Regions from separate parts of the Homo sapiens genome. Here all the other regions are linked to region 2. The links are chromatin contacts, found by Hi-C or POLR2A ChIA-PET in ENCODE. All regions are on one chromosome and are shown on one strand. The core of a region is the stretch at or near the end of the contact, and the rest is flanking DNA. Distances in the headings are between cores, read along the strand shown.

Region 1 (2,945 bases), core at 227-2,726, 420 kb before region 2:
CTGTTGATCAGTTTGTCTATCTTTATGCCAATGTCATGCTGCCTTGGTTACTGTAGCTTTATATTGTCATAAAATCAGAGTAAATTCTTCAACTTTGCTCTTCCTGTTCAAAATTGGATTATTCTGGATCATTTCCATTTTAAAACCAGCTTCTTCAGCCTGGGCAACAGAGTGAGACCCTGTCTCAAAAACAAAAACAAAACAAAACAAACAAAGAAAAGAAAACCAGCCTCTTGATTTCTGAAAAAGGCCTGCTGGGATTTTGATGAAGACTGTATTAAATCTATAGATCAGTTTGAGAGAATGGACATCTTATTAGCAGTGAGGCTTCCAACCCGTGAACATGGTATATATCCCTATTTGTTTAGGTTTTCTTTAATTTCACGCAGCAATGTTTTAGAGAATTCAATGTCTTACACATCTTTTGTTAATTTTATCCCTAGATATTTTATTTTCTGTGCTATTGTAAACGGCATTTAACATTTTATTTTTTCAATTGTTCACTGCTAGTTTATAGAAATACAACTATTTTTGTATATTGACTTTGAATTCTTTTACCTTGCTCAGTTAATTTCTTAGTTCTAGTGGATCTTTTTGTTTTTGTTTTTCAGGTGAAAAGGAATCTCTTTTAACTTAAAATAGTTTGACTGTTATTGAAAATCAAGTGTAGAGGCCCTGAGAGAATCTGATATTACTAAAGGAAGACATGTGATATTTAAGCAACTGAGACTTAGAGTAGGCAGATCTGGGTTCAAATCCCAGCTGTGCCGGTTCTTAACCATATGAACCTGGGTGCACCATGTAACCTCCCTGAGCTTCTGTTTCCTTTTTTCCTTTAGGGATGTGTTAAAATCGCCCTCAGAATATGGTCGAGACAATGAAACAAGACAATGAAGCACTGAGCATCATGCCTGGCACATAGGAAATGCCAAAATATATATTCCCGTATTTCCTTCACATTCCAAAGGGTGAATTAATTCAGGATGGCCTGAACCATAGCTGTCACTGTCTTCGGGAGGATATTTGAGGACAAAAACGAGTTTTTGACTTTGGAACAGTAAATAAGACAAGACTTTGATTCGCTTAGTTCTGCCTTGAGTCCTGCCAGTGTAGATGGAATCCATGCCAGACATGATTCCATTTCGAATGTAGAATCAGCATAATTTAACCTCATCTTGGAAATCTCATGTCCCAGTTCACAGCCAGGCATCAGCGTGACAGTCAGCTGAGCTGCTGTCTTGGCAGCTTCTGGGCATTCTATGGAGACCCCAGGAGAGCACAGCAGACCCTTAGCAGAACAGAAAAGCGGACCGTATTAGTCTTTCCTGTCCACGGCCTTGTTTTCAGTGATTCATGTGCCCGATTGGCCAAATCTCTGCAGACGTGCCCCTGTCCGAGGCCAGGCTTCTGGGATTCATCGAGCTTGCTTGTTTCCGGGACCTGCTAATTCCGTGCCCAGCAGCTGTTCCCCGGAGCAGGCCCTGCCCTCCACACCCTCATGAGGAATGCCGAGTCTCATTTTCTGAGGGCCCTGGTTGAGGGTGGGGTGTGGGGCGAGGGGGACAGGGTTGCTTCCTGCCATAGACTTCCTGCCTTGGAGGGTTATCCTTGTTCTCACCTATCCCTTCCCGAGCTGAAGCCACAGAGTAGGAGAGAAGTTAGGGCTGGCACACCTCCCTCCCGTGTAACTTTCACTCCCTGCTTAAAGGGAACTGATGAGAGTTGCCTGGCACAGATCTGTGCCTGGCAGAATCCACAGAGCAGCCCAGGTGTGCTAGGAACTCCAGAGTGACCCCTGCTCCAGGCCAGGAATGAGCACCTTGTGCCTGGAGGTCTTCCTGCCACTGCTGGCTGCCCATTGCTGTGGATGGGGTAGAGCTGGAGTCACACATGGAGGCTGGACAGCTGCATGCAGCCTGCAGGGGACACTCTGGATGGCATGTACCATGTTTTTATTATTTCTATTTTTAATTAAATTGGAATCCTTTATGGATACCTTTTTTTTCTTTTTCTTTTTTTTAACAGGGTCTTGCTCTGTCACCCAGGCTGGAGTGCAATGGTACAATCACGGCTCACTGCAGCCTCGACCTCCTGGGCTCAAGTGATCCTCCCACCCCAGCCTGCAAGTACCTAGGATTACAGGCACACATCACCATGCCTGGCTAATTTTTTTGTAGAGACGGGGTTTCTCCATGTTGCCCTGGCTGGTCTCAAACTTCTGAGCCCGAGCCATCCTCCTGCCTCAGCTTCCCAAATTGCTGGGATTATAGGCATGAGTCACTGTGCCCGGCCTATGGCTACCTTTTAACAAAGTGATCAAATTTAACATCATCAGTGACAGACAAACCTACAGTATGTACCCTTGATGGGATGTACAGAGAAGGCCAGCGCTTTAAGAGGCCAAGGCAGGAGGATTGCTTGAGCCCAGGAGTTCAAGACCAGCCTGGGCAACACAGTGAGACCCTATCTCTAAAAAAAAAAAAAAAAAAAAAAGACAGATAGGATCTGACCCATTTGATGAGATTCTTTTAGCTCTTGTGTTGAGAAAAGGCTGTTTTGGGAAAATAGGTATTAGGTGAGGGGAGGTGGCATGGAGACCTGGTAGTGAGTTTATTACATTATGACTGGTGAGAAGATGGTGGTTTGCACCACTACCTTGTAGTAGCAGAGGTGGTGAGAAGACACATTTTGAAGCAAAACTTATAGACTGGATAGGATTGAGAGAAAGAGGAGTTAAAGATGGTCCCAAGGCTTTTGCCTGAACCATGGAAGGATGGTGTTGCCATGAACTGAGATGGGGTGAGGGTTTGAGGAGGAAGGGTCAGGAGTTCAGTACTGGACACCATGGGTGAGAGATGCCTGTTGGAAGTGTCCATGGGCATTGGGTTTCTGGGCAGGCCTGTGCACAGGTAGGTGGGTCTCCTTTTAGACCCTCTCCCCTTGAC
Region 2 (2,846 bases), core at 80-2,579:
ATGGCGTGAACCCAGGAGGCGGAACTTGCAGTGAGCTGAGATCACGCCACTGCACTCCAGCCTGGGTGACAGAGCAAGACTCTGCCTCAAAAAAAAAAAAAAAAAAGAGTGTGTAGCAGTGCCCCATTTTCCACTCACTCCTACTCTGGCCATGCGATGCGTGTGCTTCTCCTTCACCTTCTACCATGACTGGAAGCTTTCTGAGGCCTCCTCAGAAGCCAAGCAGATGCCAGCATCTGTATTGCCTGCAGAATCATGTGGCAATTAAACCTCTTTTCTTTATAAATTACCCAGTCTCAGGTATTTCTTTACAGCAGTGCGAGAACAGATGAATACAGAGGATCTCTGGAGCCCAGGAGTTCGAGCCCAGGAGTAAGCCGTGGTCACACCACTGTACTCCAGCCTAGGCAACAGAGTAAGACCCTGTCTCTATAAAACTGTAATAATAATGATTTGAAAAATCATATTCATGTGTCTAGGGGATGGATCTTCAGATCCATCCCTAGAGGGTATCAAGGGTTGAGCAAGAACGTTTACTTGTGTCAAGCCATTTATATTTATTTTAGTGTAACTTAAAATTATGCCTTATATTCTTAAATACATTACTGATGATAATTAATGGTGGCTTATGTTCAATTTCAGTTCTGTTCTCATCTTGATAAGAATAACCAGTCAGGTGGCCAGGCACAGTGGCTCACGCCTGTAATCTCATCACTTTGGGAGGCCAAGGTGGGTGGATCACTTGAGGCCATGAGTTCAAGACCAGCCTGGCCAACATAGCAAAACCCCATCCCTACTAAAATGCAAAAGTTAGCTGGCACAGTGGTGCATGCCTGTAGTTCAAGCTACTCAGGAGGCTGAGGTGGGGGGATGGCTTGAGCCCAGGAGGCAGAGCAATCACACCACTGCACGGCAGCCTGGGCAACCGAGCTAGACCCTGTCTTAAGAAAAGAAAAGAAAAAAAAAGAATAACCAGTCAGGGCACTATAATCTCACATGGGTAACTGACCTGTAGCCAACCCCGCTATTTGGAGTGAAGTTCAGGTCCAGACACAAGCACTTACATACTTGATGTCAGACATCCAAGGCAGGCGGTAGACGTGGGATGCTCAGGAGGATACGCCCCATGTGGCATCTGATCAAGTCTGGCTTAGGTGTAAGGACAACGTTCAGGACAAAAACTATGCCTTTCCCATTTTACCATTGAAGATGTCTTAGACAACCAATAAAGTGGACGGTGTAGGACCACAGCCCTGCACAGCGACGTTCTTGCATCACTCGGCTCAACCACAGGAAGTCTCACACCACTGAGTCTGACCACAGGAACGGGCAAATGAAAAGTCATGCAGCTATATGGGCAATGGAACTTCCCTGCCTCCAGTTCCTGGCCAGGAAGTGGGGGCTGGGTGGAGAAATCTGGAAGCTGCCTGCTTACCTACCAGGTCTCCACTCTGTTTTGCTATGAAGCCTCTAAGCCTTGATACCTGTTAATGGATGTATTTGTTGTGAGAAATAAATGAGATGGTGGGGTCAGTTTCCAAAGTTAACGACAGTTTGAATCAAACAGGCTTGGGCACACATGCCACCTCTGCCCCTTGCTCCCTGTGTGGCCTTGGGAAAATTACTTAGACCCTCTGCCCCTCAGAGGTGGGAATAATGTGAGAAGGAAATGAGTGCCTGCACTTGGCCCTCAGAAAGCCCCAATCCACGTTCAGCCCTGATACCAGCTTCACGAATGTTCCCTTGTAAGTCCCAGAGACAGGACTTCCTGAAGGGTCCAGGTGCCTTCAGGCCCCCTTGGGTCTGTGAGTACTGGACCACATGCATCCCCAGATTAGACCTCAAGGACTTGGAATCCCCACATCGGGCCACAGTGGATTTATGCATCTCCAGACAGGACCAAGGGACTCACGCATCCCCAGATTAAACCACTGACCCACAGGGCAAGGAACTAGGGTGGTTTGTTCTCAGTGGAGTCTGGAGAAGGAGATTTCGAGTCGCTAGACTTCATTGGTGGGGGCAGCAAATGGGGAGTGAAATAAACCAACACTCTTGGGGAACTCTAAAATGCTCAAAAGGAAACTAAAACCCAGGAGCTGAAGGTAACATCCAAAGTCACACCACCAGCAAAGGCCATAGAACAACAAAACTAGAGAAGTTCTTGGAGAGCATCTGGTCTAGCCCTTCATTTTCCAGATGAGGAAACTAAGGCCCAAAGAAAGGAGGAAGTTAACCTAAGCCACATGGTCCACTTGTGGCAAAGCCATCCCTCAGACTCAGATCCCAGATTTGAGGTCTGGCGTCCCCTCAATTCCCCAACACCAGCACCCACGTTGCACACCCTTCACCATCTAGCAGAGATCTCCCCAGGGCTGCCATGAGCTGCCCCATGACACTCCAAGGAGCTGGTACGAAACATTTTGTTTTGCACCTTGCCTGTGGTGACAGCTGCGTTAAACCGAATGTTCACAGTCATTATGCTCAGAAACTGAGCAAGAGTTCCATCTATTGGGGTTTCAGAATGAATCAGATTTCCAAACTCTCCTCTCTCCACCTCAGCGCATGTCTGTATATGGTAACCTTTCAAAAGTGAGTCTAATAATTAGTCATCTTGGCCTAGTTCAAGACAACAGTATGTTCTCCAATTTCACTTTGTTTTCAACAAGACAGCGATGCCAACGGTAATGTTCACTGTGGTTAAACACACTTCTCAGCTGGTCCCTGCAGGTGGCCAAGACAGCTCTGGTCCCCGCAGTTGCCCAGTGCTTCCCCACAGCTCTCTAACCAGGCTGTACCCTCTGCCCAGATCCACCCCCACCCCCAATATTGACACCAACTGTGTACCA
Region 3 (3,123 bases), core at 624-3,123, 360 kb before region 2:
GGAGAAGGGGCAGAAGGCTGGTTCTCTGGAAGGATCCTGAGTCTTCTGCCACATTGTCTCCATAGGACAAGCCACGCCAAGGCCAAAGCTGAGGCAGCGGAACAGGCCGCCCTGGCTGCCAACCAGGAGTCCAACATTGCTCGCACTTTGGCCAGGGAGCTGGCTCCGGACTTCTACCAGCCAGGTAGGGCCAGCCAGGGAAGGATGGGCAGGGTAGGGCTATCCCTAGGGTGGGCGCTTTTCTTTGCTTACTGGAATCTGAGATGCCCAAGTGGTTTCCTGGATGCCCGTGAGTCTCAGAAACTGGGGCATGGTGCAAATGTGGGATGGGATGATGCAGGGGTAGGTGGGGAGACACATCTCTGCCTTCATGCTGAGCTCGAGGGGAGGGCAGCAGAGTCACTCCAAGTGGTCTTTTCTCTCTGCTCTGAGCAGGGAAGACAGTTGGAGCTGGTGAAGCTTAGAGGAGAGAAGTCACTGGTGGATGAGAGGGAAAAATGGCTTCTTGCACTTGCCCAACAGTTTCAGTCAAGCATTGAGCACTGTCCATGTGTCAGGCACTGTACCAGGCTCTGGGGTTACATAAGTGGGTTCCAAAATCTAGGGGAGCAGAGAGTCACAAAAACAACAGAGCTAGGGGTACCATAAACAGACTCTGCATTCATTCAAACCCTGATTCCGCTGCTTCCCAGCTGTGAGACTTTGAGTGAGGTGTTTAACCTCTGTAAACCTCAGTTTCCTGATCTGTAAAATGGTAGTAAGAATGGTGCCTGCTTTTTTGTGCATGGATTAAATGCATGTAAGGTACATTCCCAGTCCTCAGTAAGCTCTCAGTGACTGTGGCTGTTGTTTCATGATTATGGTTCCATTTCACACAGCAGGATGAGCACTGTGCGGTTAGAATGGGAGAGGAGGGAGCTCACAGGAAGCAGTTAGGCAAGAGGAAGTGTTAGAGAAGGCTGCCCTCAGGAGAGGCCATTTGAGCTGAATCTTGCAGGCTGAACAAGAGTCTATCAAGTCAGTGGGTCTCAAATTTGACACAGATTGCTGGGTCCACCCCCAGAGTTTCTGATTCAGTAGGTCTCAGGTGGAGCCCATGAATGAATGTGCATTTCTAAGGATCAGGCGATGTGGATACTGCTAGTCTGAGACCACACTTTGAGAGCTGCTGTACCAGATAGCGCTGGGTGGGATGAGTGGAGGAGGTGCAAAGGCACAGAAACTCGGACAGAGCAGCATGCCAGGAAGCCACATCACAAAGTAGGCTGTGGGTCCTGAGAATCGAGGCTGCAGAGTAAGGAGGACCTCCCGGCCTTGGTAGAGATCTGGCACATGGATAGAGTGGTGGGAACCCCTGAGGGACAGAGATGGGGATTCTCTGCGATGAAGGTTTTGTTTTTTTGTTTTTTTTGAGACGGAGTCTCGCTCTGTCACCAGGCTGGAGTGCAGTGGCGCGATCTCAGCTCACTGCAACTTCCGACTCCCTGGTTCAAGCAATTCTCCTGCCTCGGCCTCCTGAGTAGCTGGGATTACAGGCACGCGCCACCATGCCCAGCTAATTTTTGTATTTTTAGTAGAGACAGCATTTCACTATGTTGGCCAGGATCGTCTCGATCTCCTGACCTTGTGATCCGCGCGCCTCGGCCTCCCAAAGTGCTGGGATTACAGGCGTGAGCCACCGCGCCCAGCCATGAAGGGTTTTTAAGTTAATGACATGATCAGATGTGTGTTTTCTAAACGTGATCCTGGCTGCAGAAAGGAGGCCAAAGGAGGCCTGATGAAAAACCTAGGAGCGAAAACCTATGCCTGGGAGGATCCCTCACTTCTGGTCACAGCGCTCCCCCTGCTGGTCTATGCCGGTGCGGGGCCCTGAGCTCCGCCTTTGACATGCATTTTCTCAATCCTTCCATTCGTATTTATAAAATAGGTATGATCAGGCCCATGTTTCAGATAAGGGAATGGAAAGAGACGCGTGCCAAAGTAAAGGGCATCGCCTCTGGAGCCAGACTGCTGGGTGCTAGTCCTGGCTCTGCCCTTCGACAGCTGTGTGTCTTTGGGCAAGTGATTTAACCTCTCAGAGCCTCCCTTTGAGGTTCACAGTAGCATCAACTTCATAGGGATACTACAGGGATTAGATGAGTTAATATTTGGAAAGTGCTTGGAACAGTGCCTGGCACTTGGTCAGTGCTATGTGAGTGCCGACTGAGCCCATGAATGAGGCTCGAGAGGTGAAGTGGCTGGCCCAGGATCACCCAACAGTGGTGCGGGGTTCGAGCCCAGCCTCCCTGTGTTGCCCTGGCAGGTCCGGAATATCAGAAGCGCCGGCTGCTGCAGGAGATCCTGGAGAACTCGGAGAGCCTGCTGGAGCCCCCCGACCGGGGCGCCGGCGCAGCGGGCCTCCCACAGCCGCCCCGCGAGAGCCCGCAGCTGCACGAGCGTGAGACCCCTCGGCCCGAGGGTGGCTCCCCGTCACCGGCCGGGACGCCCCCGCAGCCCAAGCGGCCCAGGCCCGGGGTGTCCAAGGACGGCCTGCTGAGCCCAGGCGCCTGGAACGGCGAGCCCAGCGGTGAGGGCAGCCGGTCAGTCACTCCGTCCGAGGGCGCGGGCCGCCGCAGCCCCGCGCGTCCAGCCACCGAGCGCATGGCCATCGAGGCTCTGCAGGCACCGCCTGCGCCGTCGCGGGAGCCGGAGGTGGCGCTTTACCAGGGCTACCACAGCTATGCTGTGCGCACCACGCCGCCCGAGCCCCCACCCTTTGAGGACCAGCCCGAGCCCGAGGTCTCCGGGTCCGAGTCCGCGCCCTCGTCCCCGGCCACCGCCCCGCTGCAGGCCCCCACGCTCCGAGGCCCCGAGCCTGCACGCGAGACCCCCGCCAAGCTGGAGCCCAAGCCCATCATCCCCAAAGCCGAGCCCAGGGCCAAGGCCCGCAAGACTGAGGCTCGAGGGCTGACCAAGGCGGGGGCCAAGAAGAAGGCGCGGAAGGAGGCCGCACTGGCGGCAGAGGCGGAGGTGGAGGTGGAAGAGGTGAGGCTGTCGGGCAAGGTGTGCCTAAGGTCGGGTTCCCTAGAGGTAGCAGGGCTTGAGGGAGGATTCAGGGGCAGGGGATTTGGGGGTTGCTGGGGT

What was found. Hi-C counts contacts between places; a loop is a spot of excess contacts on that map. ChIA-PET counts read pairs that join two places held with the same protein, here RNA polymerase II (POLR2A). Pooled maps may share reads with other maps.
Region 1: a loop to region 2 is called in a map of esophagus squamous epithelium, with 4 times the contacts of the local background. The contact joins two enhancer-like sites. A Hi-C loop is called at or near these places in 8 of 168 maps with a recorded cell type or tissue (A673, CD4-positive, alpha-beta T cell, chondrocyte and 5 more), 1 of 37 single-sample maps with no recorded cell type and 15 of 50 pooled maps. POLR2A ChIA-PET finds 5 or more read pairs at or near these places in 3 of 52 experiments (MCF 10A, PC-9 and WTC11).
Region 3: a loop to region 2 is called in a pooled map, with 2.0 times the contacts of the local background. The contact joins two enhancer-like sites. A Hi-C loop is called at or near these places in 3 of 50 pooled maps. POLR2A ChIA-PET finds 5 or more read pairs at or near these places in 6 of 52 experiments (A549, AG04450, CD4-positive, alpha-beta T cell and 3 more).

Annotation. Positions count from the first base shown.
Region 1 is chr20:44,175,867-44,178,811 of GRCh38, reverse strand. The region is part of intron 1 of JPH2 (junctophilin 2); the gene reads left to right. Among named protein-coding and RNA genes, the nearest start is that of JPH2, 9.8 kb to the left of the region's middle. RefSeq lists an enhancer at 931-1,431. Within about 2 kb of position 1,476, at least 9 of the 41 ENCODE cell types and tissues checked have a DNase peak (open chromatin) inside an H3K27ac peak, as active enhancers do; they include PC-9, where a contact is called at or near this core.
Region 2 is chr20:43,751,151-43,753,996 of GRCh38, reverse strand. The region is part of intron 1 of LOC101927200 (a long non-coding RNA gene); the gene reads right to left. Among named protein-coding and RNA genes, the nearest start is that of GTSF1L, 26 kb to the right of the region's middle. RefSeq lists enhancers at 1,495-1,574, 2,075-2,144, 2,335-2,534. Within about 2 kb of position 1,329, at least 3 of the 41 ENCODE cell types and tissues checked have a DNase peak (open chromatin) inside an H3K27ac peak, as active enhancers do; they include PC-9, where a contact is called at or near this core.
Region 3 is chr20:44,115,566-44,118,688 of GRCh38, reverse strand. It overlaps JPH2 (junctophilin 2), which reads left to right. Exons shown (of 6, transcript NM_020433.5): 3 at 66-184; 4 at 2,303-3,024. Among named protein-coding and RNA genes, the nearest start is that of JPH2, 70 kb to the left of the region's middle. RefSeq lists an enhancer at 1,746-2,040. Within about 2 kb of position 1,873, at least 5 of the 41 ENCODE cell types and tissues checked have a DNase peak (open chromatin) inside an H3K27ac peak, as active enhancers do.